Linked DNA regions of Homo sapiens: region 2 is linked to region 1. Evidence: read pairs that join two places in POLR2A ChIA-PET (ENCODE). Cell type or tissue: MCF 10A. All regions are shown on one strand. Links, peaks and the distances in the headings refer to the core of each region. The heading gives the core; the rest is flanking DNA.

Region 1 (4,402 bases), core at 403-4,402:
TAATGTCAGATGATAAAATGCTTGCATAATGAAACGAAGTCAGGTAAATGGCATAGAGTTTGGCTACTATTGACCTTAAATACAAGCACTGTGATATCAGGACAGTCAATCTAATAACCAAGAGGGCCACTATGTGACTAAGGGGCCAGTAGCATAGGCAGTGTAGCTATGCTAGACAAAGGGATGATTCAAAACCTGGATGGGGACAAGACAAGGCAAGATTCTGTCATGCTACTAAGATGGCTTACAATTTAAAATTTATAAATTGCTTTTTTCTGGAATTTGCCATTTAATATTTTCAGACCATTGTTGACCACGGATAATCGAAACCATGGATATGGGGGACTCCTCTATGCTCAGAAACCATGGATAAGGGGGACTCCTGTATGCTCAGTTCATCATCTTTATCCAACCTCCTCTCCTATTTTACCACCTTAGAATTTCTGTATCAGCCTTGAAGGGTAATCAGGCTAAGTGTAAGTACTTACAAAACTAAATGTTTTTAGAGCACAGATGACTCCTTACATTTCCTGAGTTCAGAATATTTATTCTAGTCCTCTGAGTTTCAGCCTATTGCCATCTTTCCTTTCCAGTTTTTATTTCTCTTTTAAAACCATTGTTTTTGAACATAGGCAGACATGATTGTTGAAGGCACAACTTCTACAGCTAGGGCATTGGGTTGCTTATTCTCATTTCTACCAGACCTATTTAATTTTTATCAATTTATACTTTATTTGTTTAAAGTCCTATCAATAAAAGGTGTGGGGTTGGGCAAGGTGGCTCAGGTCTGTAATCCCAGCACTTTGGGAGACCGAGGCAGCAAATTGCTTGAGCCCAGGAGTTCGATACCAGCCTGGCCAACATGGTGAAACCCCGTCTGTACTAAAAATACAAAAATTAGCCAGTCATGGTGGTGCATGCCTGTAATCTCTGTTACTCAGGAGGCTGAGATGGGAGGCTCTCTTATACCCCAGAGGCAGAGGTTGCAGTGAGCCGAGATCACACCGCTGCACTCCAGCCTGGGCAACAGGGCGAGACCCTGTCTCAAGAAAAGAAAAGAGGGGTGTTTTTTGTTTGTTTGTTTGTTTTTTGTTTTTTTTTTTTTAAGTTGGAACATCGTCTTTAGAAGAAAAACAAAAGCAGTCAGAATTTATGAGTTTATCTTTGGCTTTCTCCCAATATTTTCCTCAGTCTTTCCTCATTTTCAATTCTTCTTATGACCTGCCTTCCAGATGCCTACAACCACATGCTGTTCTCAGATCCTAAAACACATTCAGACTCAGCCTTCAGTAGTTATATTCCAAGCAATCCAAAATAACCTTTCCCTGTTCCCCCAATAAAAATGTAAATTCCACAAGTGTATCAGATCTTATCAAGATGTTACAGAATTATTTGATTAAAAATTCACATGTAGATATTAAAAGTGGATAGAAAATCCCCAGGAAGTATGTTGCATTTTAAAATTGGATTTTGTTATCGTACTTATCTTTTTGGTAGATGATATATGGGCATGTCTGTGTCTGTGTGTTCCATTCCTTCTCCTTGTCCACTCAGTGATGAGACGTATGCTTCCTTTTGAAAGAAGAGGGCACATAACACTGCAAACTCTTTTTATATGTCAAAGTTGGTGATTCTTAAATTAGTGGAGTTCTTGAATTTTTTACTGGTCTGTGACAAAATGAGAAAAATAAAGACATTATAGTGCATTTTGATGAAGCCAAATTGATTCAGTTTGCAGAACTGTAATTTATTCTGTAATTTTTGTCCTGTTTTAATGAAATAATTCTTATGGTAGGAAGTCTTATTTTGGGTCTCCTAATCGTGACAAAGCAGTACTCTCTGTTGAGAAACTCTCAATTTAAAAAATTCCATAAAATGCTAAAGCTTTGCAACACAATCTATTCTGACCTCTTCAGAAGAAAATACCTTGTCTTATTCTGTATTATCTCCCTACTGCATAGCAAAGTGTCTGTCATATTATAGTGCCCACAATTTGAAGAATTGAATTATGAGATATGTAAAATAAGCCAAGCCTTTTAATGCTGTCCTTAGAGTTTATGCTGTAGTAGAACTGTATTAGCAGAAATTCTATCTGTACTACTTCATATAAACCCAATGCTGCATTGTAGGTACACCAGTACTCTCTATTTTTTTTTCCTATTGGAATTTTGCAGGAAGTTTCTTTACTTGGTTCCCAGAGACTCAGAGTCTATCCATATCTTCTCCATATCTTCATTGCTAGAAAACTATCCCTTAAAGCATGTTTAAAACTTTCCCCCGTTATTCTGAAACAGGTTCCAAGCCATCAAAATTGTGTGTCCTCTTAATCGATTGGACTGTTTTCTTATTTATCTTTATATGTAAATTGTACTAAATTTAACTAAAAGACAGGGGGTCTCATTTAAAATTCCTGTGGCTCATTAGCCAGATCCCATAGTATTGGAGGTACTTTTCAGGCAAGGTCTTTTCAATCCTGGGGAAGTGGAAAATAGACAATGTGGCTGGGTGCAGTGGCTCAAGCCTGTAATCCCAGCACTTTGGGAGGCCAAGGCAGGAGGATCACGAGGTCAGGAGTTCGAGACCAGCCTGGCCAATGTGGTGAAACCCCATCTCTACTAAAAATACAAAAATTAGCTAGACATGGTGGCACGTGCCTGTAGTCCCAGCTACTCAGGAGGCTGAGGCAGGAGAATTGTTTGAACCTGGGAGGCGAAGGTTGCAGTGAATCGAGATTGCGCCACTGCACTCCAGCTTGTGCAATAGAGTGAGACTCCATCTCAAAAAAAAAAAAAAAATAGACAATGTGTCTTGTTAGCAATGACTCATTTTCCCCTGAAAAACAGCATATGATCTGAGGAAATATCGGGAGTACAGTATGTATCTTACTCTATTTATTAGACTATTGTGTTTTCTCTAACTTAATAATTATATCCATATAACTTAACTTTTGCCAGGCGAGCTTTCTTGATTATCCCCTCTAAAAGAAAGCTTTCTTCCTTGAGTAGAACCCTGACCCCATAATATACACATTTTTGTCTTTTGTGATCATTTAAATATTTGCTTTTTCTTCATTTCAGCTAGTTTTATCCTTCAACAGTGGAGCAAAAAGTTCTTGCTTATGTATTTCTCTTAATTTTATTATTTATCTTTGAATTCTGCTCAGTCTGTTTGTCACTTCCTCCTGGTAGGAACAAGATCTCCATCCTCCAGGTTTCCCCTACCTGACACCATGGAACTACATAACAGTGATTATATTTAATGTAAACTGTCAGTGTAGAGGGAGGGGATGGATAAGACTGTGATTATTAGAATAGTGGCACAGATATCTAGCTTATTTATAACAAAGTATGAATGAATAGCAAAGATATTTTGCATAGTTCACTATCAGTGACTATTGGAGGTTCAACTATGTCTTTTTTGTCAGTGTCAGTGAATTAAAAATGCATCTATGCAAAATTCTGCTTCTGGTATAGTTGGCCTTTGCTCATTAATGACAAAGAGGACAGAACTATAGCATGAGTGACCATGGGAAAGCATAGTGTCTCAGTGTCCTTAAAATACAGGAAAAAGACCTTGAAATTTGAGACCTTGAGTTTAATTGTCTTTCAGCCTCACAGGACCGCCTACTTTATCAACACAAGCTTCTTCATATCAGGCTCTTTATTGCTTCCATGCCATTGTAATATGTAGTCCTTGAAATTATTGATAAACTCTAGGACTATTATCTTACTCCCCTAGACCAGGAGATATAGTTCAGATTTATGCCCAAATAGACATATCTATGCTATCACAAACATCTGTAGCTGGCAGTATATCTTCATGGCTTCCTTTTAAGCATGTACCTTTTATTCTGTCTAATGCACTTTCTCTATTCATTAAGCATGTTTACCATTATTTTTTTCATTAGCCACTTGATAAATATTTTCTATACTCAAATTCTGATGTCATATCAATAGTATTTTAAGAATATCTGCTTTCTTATTATCAAATAGATTTGAGAGGCCTTCTCTGTACTCATGATGATGCACACTTGAAACTGTAAAAACCTGCACATTCACATAAATGGTGAAAATAATAAGTAATTTCAGAATCATGACAATAATGTGAAGCTAGTTTTCTTAACTTTCATTCATTATGTTGCTTTAGCAATAGATTGTTTACTGTTTCCAGTTTCCAAAAACTCAATAGATCATTTTCTTGAGTAGGAAATGTTAGAAGATAACTTTCTAACTAAAAGATAATATCATGACTCTCATATAATATAAATTTAGCATATGTCAAAGATTTTAACTTATTAATCAATGAGAGAATAACACAGGTGCAAAAATATTTAAATTTGTCTTTTTTTTTTTTTTTTTTTTTTTTTTGAGACGGAGTCTCGCTCTGTCGCCCAGGCTGGAGT
Region 2 (4,402 bases), core at 299-4,298, 980 kb after region 1:
AATAATCTGATCCCACCTTTCCTCCAAAGATGGCTCTAAGGAAAAATGTAAATAGGGAAGTTTTGTATTGAGGGCCTCATTCCTCATCCATGTTCTCCTTCCTTTAAACAGTAATCACATAAATCACTGGGGGTGGGGCCTGGGTATCGAGTAATTCTAATATGAGCTAGGGGTAAAAGCCATTATGTCATTTCCCTTTCAAAAGACATTTCTCCTCAACAATGAACCTCATTCCTCCTACCACTTCCATAGGGCCAGCCTTTATGCACTGAGAGAAAGCCAATTTTCAGGCTGTCCTAAATTCATACTACATCAATATGTCTATACATCCACTACTGACAGGCTTGTTTTACTTATTTCATTCTTCCTTTCTTCTTATTCTGTTTCGTTATTTTATTAGCTAAAATAAATGACTTTTCTGATTTTGGAAGCAAATGTTCAACGAAAGAAAATTTAGAAAGTAAAAATAAGTAACAAAAGTAAACACTTTAAAGGCCCATAATACCACTTTTAACACTGCAGGACATATATCAAAACCCTTTCTAGAATATGAGTCAGAGTGTTATTTAGAAAATGGTATGTGCTGAATGCACCACTGTAAAAGAAGGAGAGATGCTTTTTCCTCCCTCACTCCCAAGCAAATTTCGTGTTCTAAGTCTGAGCTTCCTAGCCTCAGCCACTTGTTAATAAGTATAGTTGCAGAGCTACAAACCAGAAGCCAGGAGGTGCTAGAAAGCTAACACTCTATCCACCCAGAAAGAGACTAGTCCTGAGAGTGGAGGCCTAAGCCAGGAGGACAGAAGTTTTGCCAAGGAGGAGACCAGTGGCATTGGGTTCAAGAAATGGTGAAGATCTATGCCCCACTCCCAAACAGTCCTCAAGCAGTGACCTGGACTGAACCCCAGGTTTTTGGCCTTGGCACACAACAAAAAATTCCCGTGCCCAGCTTGGTAGAGGAAAGGAAGCTGCCCTCTTAAAAAGGGCAATGAACATCCTAAAATCCTCAACAGCTTTATAAATCAAGAAGAGCCTCCTAAAACTCAACTGAGATGGAATGTCCTGCTAGTTGTGGTCGGTGGGAGGGGACAAATTGATCTAATTTGGAATTGTTAAGGCCCATTGACCTAAACCACCAGATTTCTGGAGCCTCTTGATAAGAGGGAGTTGAGAGGGCTTCTTATAAGATCTGGGAATTTAATGGATAAATTTAAGGAGAAATTAGGAAAGTAGGGATCAAATCTGGATGAGATTCTGTCAAAATGAAGGTACAATTTTTATCTTAGCAAGGAAAAAATTTTTATCTTAGCAAGGAAAAAATCTAAAGTGGGTAAGAGTTGTCATTCATTTAAAAAGAAAGAAAATAGCAGTCACTTCTGTTAAAAGAAGAATGTATCTAGTCATTTTTATGGTTATAGAGTGGCCTCATCTTTATCTTGTTCCAAACATAGTCACAGAGTGGCCTTGTCTGAACATTGTTTATATTCTGTAAGCATTGTTAGTGTTCACTTGGGAACGTCATGATCCAGCAGCCAGCAGCACAAATTTTTACTTTCCTAAACAAATAAAGGAATGTATCACCACTCAGACCAAACTAATATTTACTTTATATATATACACACACATACAAATAAAATATTATGCTATACATACTATTGGATAATATGCTTTATATAATGACATAGCATCAGTAGCTTTCCATGACAGTGTTCATCAGCATCACTTTAAATGTAGGAATGGAGCTCCATCATGCAGATGAGCCAAAACGTGTTTCATTAATCCCCCATTGCTCAACATTTAACATGTTTTCCTTTGTGTGTGTATGTGTGCGTGTGTGTGTGTGTGTGTGTGTGTATTAGTTTGCTAAGGCTGCTGTAACAAAATACCACAGACTGCATGGCTTAAATAAGAGAAATTTCTTTTCTCACAATTCTAGAGGCCAGAAGTCCCAAATCAAAATGTCAGCAGGATTGATTTCATTCTGAGGCCTCTCTCCTTGACTTGTAGATGGCTTTCTTCCTCCAGTGTCTTCACATGGTCTTTCTTCTGCGTATGTCTATGTCCTAATTGCCTCTTCTTATAAGGTTACCTGTCATACTGAATTAGGACCCACCCATTGGACTTCATTTTACCTCAATTTCCTCTTTAGAAGTCCTATCTCCAAATACAGTCACATTCTCCACTACTGGGAGTCAGGACTTCAATATATGAATTTCGGGAGACCCAGTTCAGCCCATAACAATGTGAACATCTCTGTATCTATGATTTTGTGTACATCCATAGTTATTTCCTTAGGATAAATTTCTAGAGGTGAGATTGATAGGTCAAAGTGAGACCACAGTTTGAAGGCTTTTGGTAATAACATCAAATTGCCCTGGAAAAGTTGGCACGATCTATGCCCTCACCAAGCAGTACAGGAAAGTAACTTTAGCCCTGTTTCCTTCATTGTGCTTTGTAGTTTTGTGATCTCTTTTTATTGGTTTCATATTTGGCAGATTTGCCTATCTCCACATGAGTTCAGATAGCCCAACATGTTAGTGAGACCAAGACTGTAAGTTTAATAGCTTCAGTAGGAGTTTTTATCAGTAGTTATATAAACAAAGAGAATATCCTATACATAGTAAATCAGGACTGTCATTTCTATACACAAAGGACAGCAAAGTTAGATTTTTTATTGATAGAAATAGTGCCTTGATTTTTATATCAAGCATTTAATACTCTATTTTATACTCTACGACATCTCAATAAATGTTTGTTGATTATCTTTTAAATACCAACTAATTCAATTAGAAATCTTCTGGTTTCAAGTGACAGAAAACCCAACTCTAAATGGCTTAAGCAAAAAAAAAAAAAAAAAAGGAATTCATTGATTCATATTGATTCATGTAACTGAAAACCCTGTGAGACAGGGTAGCCACAGGTGAGGCTTCATTCTGAAATTAAAGGCTGCCACCACCAGGGCCCACCTCTGTTTGGCTGCCTTTGGACTAGCTCAATGCCTAAGCTCTCTGTGATGGCCTCTGGCAATGCCAAGCTGAGTCACAAAAATGGCTGCAGGAGAATCAGAAGAAAGTCACTATAGACACTAGGCAGAAAAGCAACAAATACCACTATTCTGGCTCCCATATAGTTCTAGAGCTAGCAGGAAGTTTAGAAATCATTTAGTCTAATAATTTTTAAAAGTTTTTTTGTTATGTTTTGTTTTGCTGGTAACCCTTTCTTCAGACAAGAGCTTATGATGAAGTCAAATATATAAAATAGAATTAAAAACTGAAAGGGTAAGTTGAAACAGAGGTGAGGATCCCTTGCCCCCTCGCTGCTCATTCTCCATGAGGCACCTCCAAGGAGCACACTATTAATTACTTTAGAGATAGAGAAACTGAAGCTCAGAACACATACATTGCTCATTCTGGAACATCACCCATGAATGACAGAGCCAATGGAACTCAGGAGCCTTCACCCTGTCCCGTCAGTCTTGCCGCTTCCCTCACTGGTTGCTCCTCACTGCCATTTTGAGCATTATGTTTAACTGATATCCTTGATCTAGCAACTCTGCTCCTACCAAAAAAAAAAAAACGGAAGCAGAATTGAAAAGCTCAATTGCCTGCCATCTGTGTATATGTACAGCCCTTGTGTCTCCAGCCACAGTTGGTTACTGAGACTAGCTCAGAACTGAGCAGGCTCAGAGCTACATTAAGCCTCTGTTCCTCCAAGTCCATTTGAGATTTTTAATTTCAAATCAGAAAAACAGTGCCTACATCAGTGTTTCTCAGGGTGTAATCTAAGAATTTTGTGGATACCTCTCGCTCCAAAGCCCCCTTAGGAATTCTTGAGTTTAGAAGATATTTTTGGACAAGGTATAGTGAACCAAAGCTGGAACCTAGAAATAGATGTCCTATGAGAAAGAAAGCTTATCAGTTCTAATTTAAAAGTTAGAAGTCCTTTCTTTAGTACATGATTGAGAGTTAAAACCAATACTGGAAAAAGAAATGAAAAAAGCGACCAGATTTATGCAGATAAATTTGCATAGGCAGTTAAAAATAAAATAAATATTTTAAATAAAGTAAAATAAGCAACACCATATATACCTGATGAGAAGCATCCCCTAAAATATCACTGACATGTTTTATCTGAATTTATAGCCAAGAGATGGACACAGGAAGACTGCTGTAGCTCACAAATGAATTCTCTCTTTCCTCTCTGCCTCCCATCTCCTTCTCCTACTTTGTATTAAAGCTTTTCTTATGCAAAAGATCCAGGACATAGAAGAAAACAGAAAATTTCATTAACAAATTTTCTAAAATAAAACAAAATACAACCTTAAAGGCCATTGGGACACTAAGTAACATCCTGAGCTGTATATATGCAAGATTATGGGTTAGAGCCCACAGAGAAAAGTCACAAG

The links. Peaks named below come from ENCODE experiments on the same cell type or tissue, not always from the same donor. Only the 100,000 strongest peaks of a DNase experiment are listed, where the experiment ranks them.
Region 2: POLR2A ChIA-PET joins it to region 1 with 5 read pairs; 2 of 35 experiments call an interaction of 5 or more read pairs at or near these places.

Annotation. Positions count from the first base shown.
Region 1 is chr3:147,968,172-147,972,573 of GRCh38, forward strand. No RefSeq gene overlaps it. Among named protein-coding and RNA genes, the nearest start is that of LINC02032, 110 kb to the right of the region's middle. In MCF 10A, for the core only: no CTCF peak of the experiment used is centred there; a DNase peak (open chromatin) is centred at 2,773.
Region 2 is chr3:148,950,297-148,954,698 of GRCh38, forward strand. All of the region lies in intron 2 of LOC107986045 (a long non-coding RNA gene), which reads left to right. Among named protein-coding and RNA genes, the nearest start is that of GYG1, 39 kb to the right of the region's middle. In MCF 10A, for the core only: no CTCF peak of the experiment used is centred there; no DNase peak of the experiment used is centred there.